2 separate regions of the Homo sapiens genome follow, and region 1 is linked to region 2. A link is an interaction called in ENCODE POLR2A ChIA-PET data of the cell type or tissue named here. Cell type or tissue: K562. All regions are shown on one strand.

What was found. ChIA-PET counts read pairs that join two places held together with the same protein. Peaks named below come from ENCODE experiments on the same cell type or tissue, not always from the same donor. Only the 100,000 strongest peaks of a DNase experiment are listed, where the experiment ranks them.
Region 1: POLR2A ChIA-PET joins it to region 2 with 5 read pairs; 4 of 35 experiments call an interaction of 5 or more read pairs at or near these places.

The regions. Positions count from the first base shown.
Region 1 is chr1:21,592,695-21,597,694 of GRCh38, reverse strand. RAP1GAP (RAP1 GTPase activating protein) reads left to right here. Exons shown (of 25, transcript NM_002885.4): 24 at 1-9; 25 at 431-1,474. Among named protein-coding and RNA genes, the nearest start is that of LINC02596, 8.7 kb to the right of the region's middle. In K562, a CTCF peak has its summit at 1,975 (motif pointing right); DNase peaks (open chromatin) are centred at 2,004 and 2,942.
Region 2 is chr1:21,534,695-21,539,694 of GRCh38, reverse strand. The region is part of intron 1 of ALPL (alkaline phosphatase, biomineralization associated); the gene reads right to left. Among named protein-coding and RNA genes, the nearest start is that of ALPL, 28 kb to the right of the region's middle. RefSeq lists enhancers at 1,203-1,721, 1,722-2,239, 4,675-5,000. In K562, CTCF peaks have their summits at 2,861 and 4,716 (motif pointing right); a DNase peak (open chromatin) is centred at 4,724; H3K27me3 peaks cover 2,674 bases.

The sequences.
Region 1 (5,000 bases), 58 kb before region 2:
ACTGAGCAGGTTAGACCCAGCCCCTCAGCTTGTGTTTGGTGGGAGAGGGTGGGGGTGTGTAGAGGGCTGAGCTGATTCCTCCCTGTTCTTCTGTCACCTCTCTGGGGTGGGAGCTATGTATCTGGGTTTGAGCCCCCTGGTCCTCAGTTGCTGGGTGACTTGGGCAGGCCACGGCCCTTCCCCGTGACCTCTGCCCTTGCATTGTTGGAGGATTTGATGGGAGTGTGAAAGGGACTTGGCAGTTGCCAGGTGGGGAGAAGTTTCAGGGGTTCCCAATGGGATGGAAAGACCTGGAGCCTGGAATTCCAAGGGTGGGCCCCTCCCAGGGTGGGGTTCTCTGAGGCAGGGACTTGGCAGAGTTGGGGCACACTGGTGCCAGCCACCCACCATGCCATGTTTCATGGTGTCTCCATCCCCCTTTGCCCTGCAGATGAGGCCACAGAAGCACAAGGGGAAGGTGCCGTGTCAAGCCCAGGCAGACGAGACCTCTGCCCTGAAGACCAACACCAGCCCGTGGGCTGCCCCCTGCCTCCCCACCCTCCCCATGGCCCACCCATCTGGGCTGTCTCTGCAGGGCAGAGCCGTCCAGACCTGGGATCAGGGAAGCTGCTGGCATCGTCCCCACCCCCAGCCTGGGGGTCTGGGCTGGGGCAGGGATTGCTCAGTGGAAGCAGGACTGGGGGTCTGGCTTGCCCCCTCCCTGGGCCTCCATCACCCCTGAGCATCCCTCTGGACTCAGAGGGAACAAGGTGGGAGAGAGAGTTTGAGACAGCTCCGTGTGGAGAGCTTAGCCCCTGGAGGCAGCACAAGGAGGATGTGATATGTGGGGGAGTGAGCACTGGGTTGGGAGCCGGGTCCTGGTTTCCAATTTGGGTTCTGCTGTGTGACTCTGGGCAAGTCACTCTCCCTCTCTGGGCATGTCTGCTACAAATGGACAAGATTATTTCAGAGGTCACTGAAGACTGTGATTACATGCACCTGCCTTAGAAGGTAGGATTTTCTTCCCAGGGACCTCCTATCACCCTACCCTGCTTCTTGAGGTCCCTGGAGCCCCAGGTGGGCTGAGGGGCAGGGAGCCGGCTGTGCCCAGTATGCCTCCTGGACCCTCCAGTTCTGCCACAGGTCTGCCGATGCCCTGTCCACTGCCTACACATGACAGACAAGTAACCCCCTCATGGGGGATGGGGACCTACCTGGCTCCTCAGCCAGCACCCAGCTTAACCCCTGCCATCCCATGCTGGGCCCTCCAGGCCAAGAGTCTCAGCTGGCCGAGAGTCCAGGCCTTGCCTCCCCCGACCGCCATGGAGGGGGCAGCCCGGCACAGCTGCTGGGAGCCCTTGTGTGTCTGGTCACACTTTTTAGGCGTCACGCCAAAGGCCAGCCTCCTGGCCCCAATACCCATTTTGGAAGCCCCTGTGGCCGTGTGGATGTCGGTAACAGTTGTATAAAATAAATTCTATTTATCGCTATTGTACCCAGAGTTGGGCCTGGCTTTGTGTGAACCGTGGCCAGATTGACCCCAGACAGATGTCCAGGGATGTCAAGGTGGCAGGGAGCAAGCCTGTCCCCATCAGAGCTGCTGGGCCTGGGGACACCTCCAAAGCCAAGCCACCAGCTCTGTGAGCACCGCCCGTGGTTTCCTCCCCGGGGTGCTGTCCTTCCCTGCATCCTGGGCCCCTTCCCCACTGCAGGAAGAACATGGCTGTGCTGTCAGGCAGACCTAGGTTTGAGTCCTGGGACCGTCTCTTGTTAGCTGGGTGGGTGGCGTTGAGAAACTTACTAGCTTCCGTGAGCCTCAGTGTTTCCTTTTGTAAAATAGGAGTGGTAGTGTTTCTCCCAAGGGTTTGTTGTGAGGATTCAATGAGCTGGTGCGTATCAAACATACAGCACAGTGTCTGGCACACATTAGGTGCTCAATTAATTACTTCCTTCTCCCTGTTCTCATATTCAGTGAATCCCCTGATATGGCCACAAGGCGGCGCCAAGGGACCACTTACGGGACCCGATGGGGACCCAGGAGACGGGGATGAGTCCAAGTCCCTCTACCAGGATCTCACAGCTGGGACAGTAGGACGAAGGGTGATGAGGGGCAGCCGGGGACAGGAGAGGTGTGCACAAGCAGGGCCTGGGGAGAGAGGCGTCAGGGAAAGTTCCTGGAGTTGCTCCCCGTTCCTGAGAAGGCCTAGGGAGGAGGGACGCTGCAGGAGGGGGCCTCGAGTAAAGGGCGGGGAGGCAGAGCACCCCTGGAACCAGGAAGGTGGCAGCCAGCTCTGAATGGTGGGAAGGTGACAATGGAGGGGACAGGGAGATGGGCAGGGATGAGGCCAGAGGCAATGTGGCCTTGAACTCCCGACGGAGAGGCCAGGGCTCTGCGCCAAGGGCAGGGGGAGCCCCAGGCAGGAGCGGTAGTTGCTGGTGGAGGCTGCACCAGTGGAGGGAGGAGGGGACCAACGAGGTTGTTGCTGGGGTAAGAGGGTGGCCAGGAGGACGCTGAGAAGGACACCAGGTGGGCCTGAGCAGGGGGACCAAGCGCCTGATGGGCTGTGGGGCTAAGGGGGGAATCGGGTGGCTCCCGGGGGTACAGGCTGGGTGTTGGGTGAATGAGGGGACTCTCCCTCTGGGGCAGGACCACGGAGGAGAGCAGGTCTGCGGGGTGGCTTTGGGGACATTTGGGAGTAGGCACCAAATTGGGCCCCGAAGGGATGAGCCGTGCCTTGGCCTCCCTGACAGCTTGGCAGTGCCCCCTATCCCCTGCTGGCCCTGCCCCCTTCCCAGGATGATGCTGAAGGAACCCCAGGGGTTTGTCCAGGGAGTGCCACACTTTTCCCGACAGGGCCCTTCTGTGACCCTCTGATGCCTCAGGCCACCCATGGGTGGTGACTCACACCCAAACCCCAGCCCCACCCAACTCGGTTTGGCTCTAGGCTGCTCTGGGCCCAGTGAGTCCCCTGTGAACTGCCCACCCATCAGCCGCACCCCTGCTCCCTATCCCTCCGCCGCAGTCCTCTGCCCTCTCTCCTCCTGCCCCACCTCCACAGGGCCGGCATCACAGTTCAGCACCACGGTTAAGAGCTTCTTCAGAATCAGCTCTGAGCTGCTTCGCCTCCTCGCGCTATGACCATGCAGACACGATTTTGGCTCCCTGGGCCTCAGTTTCCTCATCTGTGCAGTGGGGGTGCTAACAGCCCTGCCCTCGCTGGCACCCTGGCATGAGGATTAAATGAGGTGACACCTCATAAAGTTCTGGGTGCAGCCCCAGCACGTGGTGGGCTCAAAGAAGAGAGTGTGCATACCGCAGGAAGGGATCAATGACGTCCGTAATTCAGAACACGTGGGGTCCGCTCAGTGCGTGGAGGACGCCCACCTGCCACTGGGCCCAGCACAGGTGCCTAGATGTGAGGCTTTGGGAATGGACGGCGTCAGGTGCTTCCCTGGGCCTCAGCTTGCCAGGTTTACCTGGGGTGACGATGCTGCCATAACAGAGCTGGGGGAGGTCTCCGGCTTGTCTCCCTGTACTTAGCAATGCACCCCCACTCCACTCTATCCCACAGCTGAGACAGAGCAGCAGGGGCTGCTGTGGCAGAGCAGGTGGGCAGCTTGGTGGGCAGAACCTGCCTTTGCCCCATCCCTGTCCAGCTGGTGCCAGGCCGTCTGCGGGAAGGAAGGCCTTGGGGCTGGGTTTCACCCTACCGCATCCCTCCAAGCTCCGAGGTGGGGTCAGGGGAGGCTGGCAACGGATCGGGCCTCTGGGATCAAAGTGTCCGGTGCTATTTCTCTTGTGCCCGCGCCAGCTCTGTGCTCACCCTGGGCTGTGAGGTGGGAGGGCGAGCCGGGACACTCTGACTCGAGGCTGGAATTAGAACTTGGGCGGGGGGTACCAGGCTCCGGGAAGCGCTGGACTCTGCTTAGAAATTACTCTGGTAGTGGAAACAGCAGCCGGGGGGTTCCTCCAGACACAGGAGGGAAGAGGCCTCCCGTGGAGGGACCTGGGTGCCTGGAAGACGTGCCCTCCCCCATCTCCCCTACCTCACAGCAGGGGCCTCCTGTCTCCAGGAGTCTGTTTCCTTACCTGGAGAATGAGGACAAGGCCCCTACCTATTGCTCTGAAGAGGCTGTCTTGGCCTCTAAGGTACCTGGGATGGCTGCTGGCACAGAACCCGTGCCCAATACAAGGGGGTCCTCCCCTACCCACCCCCAGCTGGGGTGTTCTTGGACCTCCATGGCCAACCCTGGGGCAACTTTGCCAAGGAGATGACCGCAGGCCCGGGCCGGCCGTGCCAGGGGACTGGGAGCTGGACGTTCTCTGCTGCTCAGGCCACAGGGGGTGCTCAGCCAGGGACCCTGGAATGTGGAGGTCCCTCCCTTCTTCCCTGCTCCCGCCTTGCCAAGGGGATGGAGCCTCCTGAAATAACCAGATCTGGTTAGCGAGGCTAATTTTAAAAGCCACTCTGGCTGCCCCATAGGCCGTTCTGGGAAGCCATGAATGTCCCTGTGTTTGCCCCTGGGAGGCAGGGCGAGGGGAGAGCCCTGGGGCTGAGGCCGGCCTCTGAATGGACTCCCACCCCTGCCTCCCAGGGCCGGCCAGTCTGGGGCCCAACGTTGGGGCTCAGGGACCCCACCTCTCCTCCACCCCAATCCACTCAGGCAAATCCTAGTGGGCTTTCAGGACCCTCCACCCGCTTCACTGGTCTCCTGAAGCAGCTCTGGGCAGGGATCCGGAAGCTCTCTGTCTCCCTCTCAGCTGTCTCCCCCTCTGTCTCCAGTGCTCAGTCTCTGTGGTGTCCCTTTATCTCTGTGTCTCTGCCTCTCTCTGTCTCTGAGTCTCGTGGTCCCTCTCTGCAGCTGTGGCTCTCTCCCCCTCTCTCCCTGGACCCATCACACAGGAGGCGGGATGCAGTGTTCCTAAGGGTCCATACGCTGGGCTCTGTGCACTGGGTGGTGGGCGGCTGTGCCCACCTAGGAGCTGGGGTTTCAGGTGCGGCCCAGCGAGGGAGGGAACT
Region 2 (5,000 bases):
TGACAGAGTGAGACTCCATCTCAAAAAAAAAAAAAAAAGGAAAAAGAAAAGGAAGACACAGAGAGGGTACACAACCTCCCCAGTGTCACACAGCACATCAGGGGCAGGGATAGGTCTCCCCACTAACCAGCTGAGGATTTGGGGGGCAATTACTGGAAAGGCAAGGCAGTGTTCAAGGCGCAGCTTGGATGCCAATGTCTTGGACTTCCGTACATTAGTGATTTGCGGCAACTGATGAAAATATTTCAAACTGAGACTATTTTAGAAAAATCCTATTTTACATATTTTGTCATCGTATTCATAAGATTAATAATAACAAACCTTTTCATAGACCTTATTATGTGCCAGGCATTGTTCTAAACACTTTACCTATATTAACTCACTTGATCCCCACAACAACCTTCAAGGTAAGCACTATTATTATCCCCATTTTACAGATGACAAAACAGAAGCACAGAGAGATTAAGGAGCATGCCCAAGGTCACACAGCCAGTAAGTGAGCGAGCCAGAATTCAGCCTTACTTGGGGATGTTTCTGTCTCCCAGGACTAAGCATAAACTCCTCAAACAGGAGGCAAGACTGGAAACAAACCACCATTTGCCCTCTCTGCAATATGTACATTACACAGACACATTATACTTTTGCAGATGAAGGGATTGCGTGCAGCTGCTATTTGATTCACACTCACTACACTCTGTTCCCAAATGTTATTTCATTGTATCTGCACCACGGTTCCCAGTGGGAGGGCTTCCTATAATCATAACTTTACAGGAGAGGTGAGGTGACTTGCCAGAGGTCACACAGCAAGAGAATGTCACATCTAGGGTCCAAGTCTCTTCTGATCTTTGCACGGTATCTTGTAGCCAGCCCTGCAGTGCAACTCACTTGGGGCTTGCAGTGGCAGGGAGGGGAGGATCCCAGATTCAAGACCTGGCATTCAAGACCTGGCTCTGCCCCCGGCCAGGTGGGCGCACCCTGGCCACCCCCACCCATAATCCCCTCCTTCAACTCATCCTCAAGACAGGGCATTGGCCAATCCCGGCTCTCCCCACTCCCCTCCCCCTAGCAGAGGATGTGTCCATTGTGCAGATGGCCCCACGCAGGCCCTGTGAGAGGAGGCTGAGGAGGCGCCGGGCTGTGGGAAAAGGGACAATGAACTTGTAGCTTGCTGGGCAGCGGCCAGCACAAGCCGAATCCCTGGGTGGCGGGCGCAGAGGGCTCAGATCAGAGGAGGAAGGACGCGGGTGTTCCCAGAGACAGTGCTCAGGGCAGCTGGGCTCCAGATAACAGCGTTCCTCGCATTCCCAGAGGACGCTCCAGCCGGCCACAGAAGGCTCCGGTGGCTTTTGCGTTTGATCTCCGCGGCGACCTTGGGACATAGTAGGGCAGGGCTGACGCCGAGAGCCCCAGACAGGAAACTGGGGCCTATGGAGGTGAGGTCCCACCCAAGGGCATGCAGCTCAGCAGGCCCCCATTGACCTTGGGCACACCACCTCACCCGTCAAATGGGGACCATCCTGGTGAGAGCCTACGTCACTGGAGGAACAAGAATTCAGTGAGACAATAAACAAGGAGAGAAAGACCCAGGGCCTGGTACGCATTAAACAATAGGTGTTAGCCAGAAGTAACAGTGATCACGAGTGTGCCGGGCACTGCTCTAAGCACTTTACACGCAAAGCCATCTGGTCCTCACACCAACGCCCTCATTGCTCCCAGTGTACAGAAAAGTCAAGGAACTGGGCCAAGGTCACATAGCTACTAACAGGACCCAAAGAGGAAGAGGGAGAAACTCTATGGAGCAACTACTACGCGCCGGGGGCTTTTCACCCAGTCTTCGAATTCCAGTGAAGTGCAAATGATCAGCTCCGGCTCAGGAGGAAAAACCAAGGCTCAGAACAGGAGGGAGGTTCAGGGTCACAAAGCAACCACGTGGGAGCGCTGGGATTCAGGCCAGGTCCGTCCAGCTCCATGTCCAGTGTACGTGCCACCCCCATCTCAGTCACATGCCAGGACAACCTCGGTCACCAATGGCAGAGCTCGTGCCTCAGCCATCCCAGGCACAGGGAGCCCTGCCTCAGTGGGGCTGCATGAGCTCACTCTGCTGGGGTGTAGGGGGATGGCGGTGGGGGGGGTGGTTCTGGCAATGAGAGCTGCAGGAAGCCATGCCTGGCTGCTGCCCTGTGGCTGGTCCTCATGTCATGCTGCTCTCTCAGCTCCCTGTGTACTTTCCCGTGATCGCAGCTTCCTGGGGGCCTCTTGTATCTAGACAGAGTGCCCGCTCCACAAAGTGAGGGGCTTCAGTCACGTTGGCCTCTCCCTCCTGGGTCAGCTCCTCTGGGCTTATAATTTTGCACAGAGAGGCTGAGATCAGTGGGGGCAGCCCAGGGTTACAAGTCAGAGTCCTCGCTGAATATTCAAGGGCTGTTTCCTTGGCTGTAGAGCAGGGATAATAAACTCCATTCTGCCTCCAGTATCAGCGTCTTAGAAGGGAAGGAACCTGGCCGGGCACGGTGGCTCACGCCTTTAATCCCAGCATTTTGGGAGGCCGAGGCGGGCAGATCACAAGGTCAGGAGATCAAGACCATCCTGGCTAACACAGTGAAACCCTGTCTCTACTAAAAATACAAAAAATTAGCCAGGCGTGGTGGCGGGCGCCAATAATCCCAGCTACTCAGGAGGCTAAGGCAGGAGAATCGCTTGAACCTGGGAGGTGGAGGTTGTAGTGAGCCAAGATCGCGCCACTGCACTCCAGCCTGGGTGACAGAGCAAGACTCCGTCTCAAAAAAAAAAAAAAAAAAAAAAAGGGAAGGAACCTTGCAAATCAAAAGGTACAATGCAGAAGTTTCTACGGCTCTCCACTGCACTCCCTCTGGTGAGTGGAGTGGACATCTACTGTCATTTTTGGCCACCCAGAGTCTGTTTCCCCTTCCTAACAATACCACCAAGTTTCCTTGGGAAGTGACCCTCCCCCTTTCAGCCTGGTTTGGGTGGGACTGATCCCGCCTCCAGCTCCAGGTGGACCCTGACTGGCTCCAGCTGGAAGACTCTGTCTGCTTGCTGGGTTATGAGGGTGTGAAGTGGTGGGGAAGGGCACTTTGTATAGCCTGAAGAGGAAGCAACCTCTCAGAGATGGACTAGAGAAAGGTAGAGACCTTGAGTCTTTGATAGCATCACTTGGGCTCCTAGATGCAGCCATGCCTGAAGCCTTCCTCTGAACATCCTGGCTACATGAGCCAATTAATTTCCCCATTGTGCGTCTTGGCTTTTCTGTTACTTGGAACACAGAGTCTGACCTCAGAACTGCAGCTCAGCCAGTTTTTCTCAGCGCTTTAGATTGTGAGCAACCAAATCAGGTCATTCATATTCTGCCAGCTGTTTCTGCCAGAGGAAAAATCTTGCAAACAAGCTAAAGCTGACAAGTTTCAAGTATGTGGTAATGTAAGAGTCCAACTTCCTACAAGTCACTTTCTACTTGGAATCTATAAACTTCTAGAATTACAGAAAGTTTTGGGGCTGGACTTGTCTAATAGCCCTGCAGGACTCAGATCCTCACTTTCTGACAGGTTGTTGTCCATTGAAGTTTACAACCCTTTGACCACCAGGTTCCATGCATCTATTGTGTGCCAGCCCTGTGACAGGACTTGCAGGTACAAGCTCTGCCTTCCAGGCCCTTCAGTTTGGTAATGACTGGTTATAATTCACCTTTCTAGTAGGTTTTACACAAAAGGCCTCGGAGGGAGAATACCACTACACCCATTTCAGAGGAGAAAGTAGAGACTCAGCAAGGTGAAGTGACTTGCCCTAGGTCCCTCTGCTAAACAGGGGCAGGGCCAAGCCATGTCTCCAGATCTGCCTGGGCCCAGTGCTACTGCTTTTTCTCCTAGTCATTGGAGTGGAGTGGGCTGAGGCTATCATTTCTTTGAGAGTTTGTTCCACTCAGGAGCAGTCAGAGTGGTTTAAAAAGCTAAAGAAAACGAGAAAGCTAAGTGTCATGAGCTTCCTGTCTGCCTGAAGGTCTTGACTTCTTCAGAAGCCCCAGTATTTGGCCCATCCAGCTTCACTCTCCTTTCTTTTTTTTTTGAGACAGGGTCTTGCTCTGTCATTCAGGCTGAAGTGCAGTGACACGATCATAGCTCACTGCAGCCTCAACCTCCCGAGCTCAAACGATCCTCTTGCCTCAGCAAGAGACCAAGTAGCTGGGACCACCGGCGCACAGCACCACGTTCGGCTGGTGATTTTATTTTTAGTAGAGACAAGGTCTCGCTATGTTGCCCAGACTCTCAACCTCCTAAGCTCCAGCAATCCTCCTGCCTCAGCCTCCCAAAGTGCTGGGACTCCCGGGTGAGGCCCCACACCCAGCCAAACTTTCCTCTCCTATATGGCTCGCTGCTTGCAGGCTGTGGCCAGAGAGGAAACCAGCACTGCCCTGAAATCCAGACCCCAAATGCTTTCATGGGAGACCTCGTCACCCCAAGTGAGCTGTCCCAGCCTTTCTCAGGCGTCTGCCCTATGTCTCTAAGATCCAGCTGATCTTGACTAAACACCTTCTATGCCTAGGGCTTTCCCTATATGTTATTCAACCAACATTCGCTGGAACACTGTTTATTGAGCAGCCACAATATGCCAGGGGCTGTTCTAGGTGCTGAACATAACAGCCCAAATCCCTGTCAGTGTGGCAGGCAGACAACAAGGAAGTAAGTAAAAGCAATAGAACGCCAGGTGGCGGTAAGTACAGCGGGGAAAAAGAAGGCAGGGAGGAGGACAGGGAGGTTTGCAGTTTTAAATAGAAAGATCAGAGAAGGTCTCACCAAGAAATCATTTCACTGTGGCCTTGCAATGATCCCACACAGGCCAGAACGTGATTCCCAAATCACAGATAAGGAGGGATAGGGTTTCAGGATAACTCTCAAGTCCATGCATGTCAATACAACCAGCGCAACTGGATTCTTGCCCAGGGCCTCCTGTCTCCCTCGTGCCCTCTCCCCTAACTCTACCAAGGG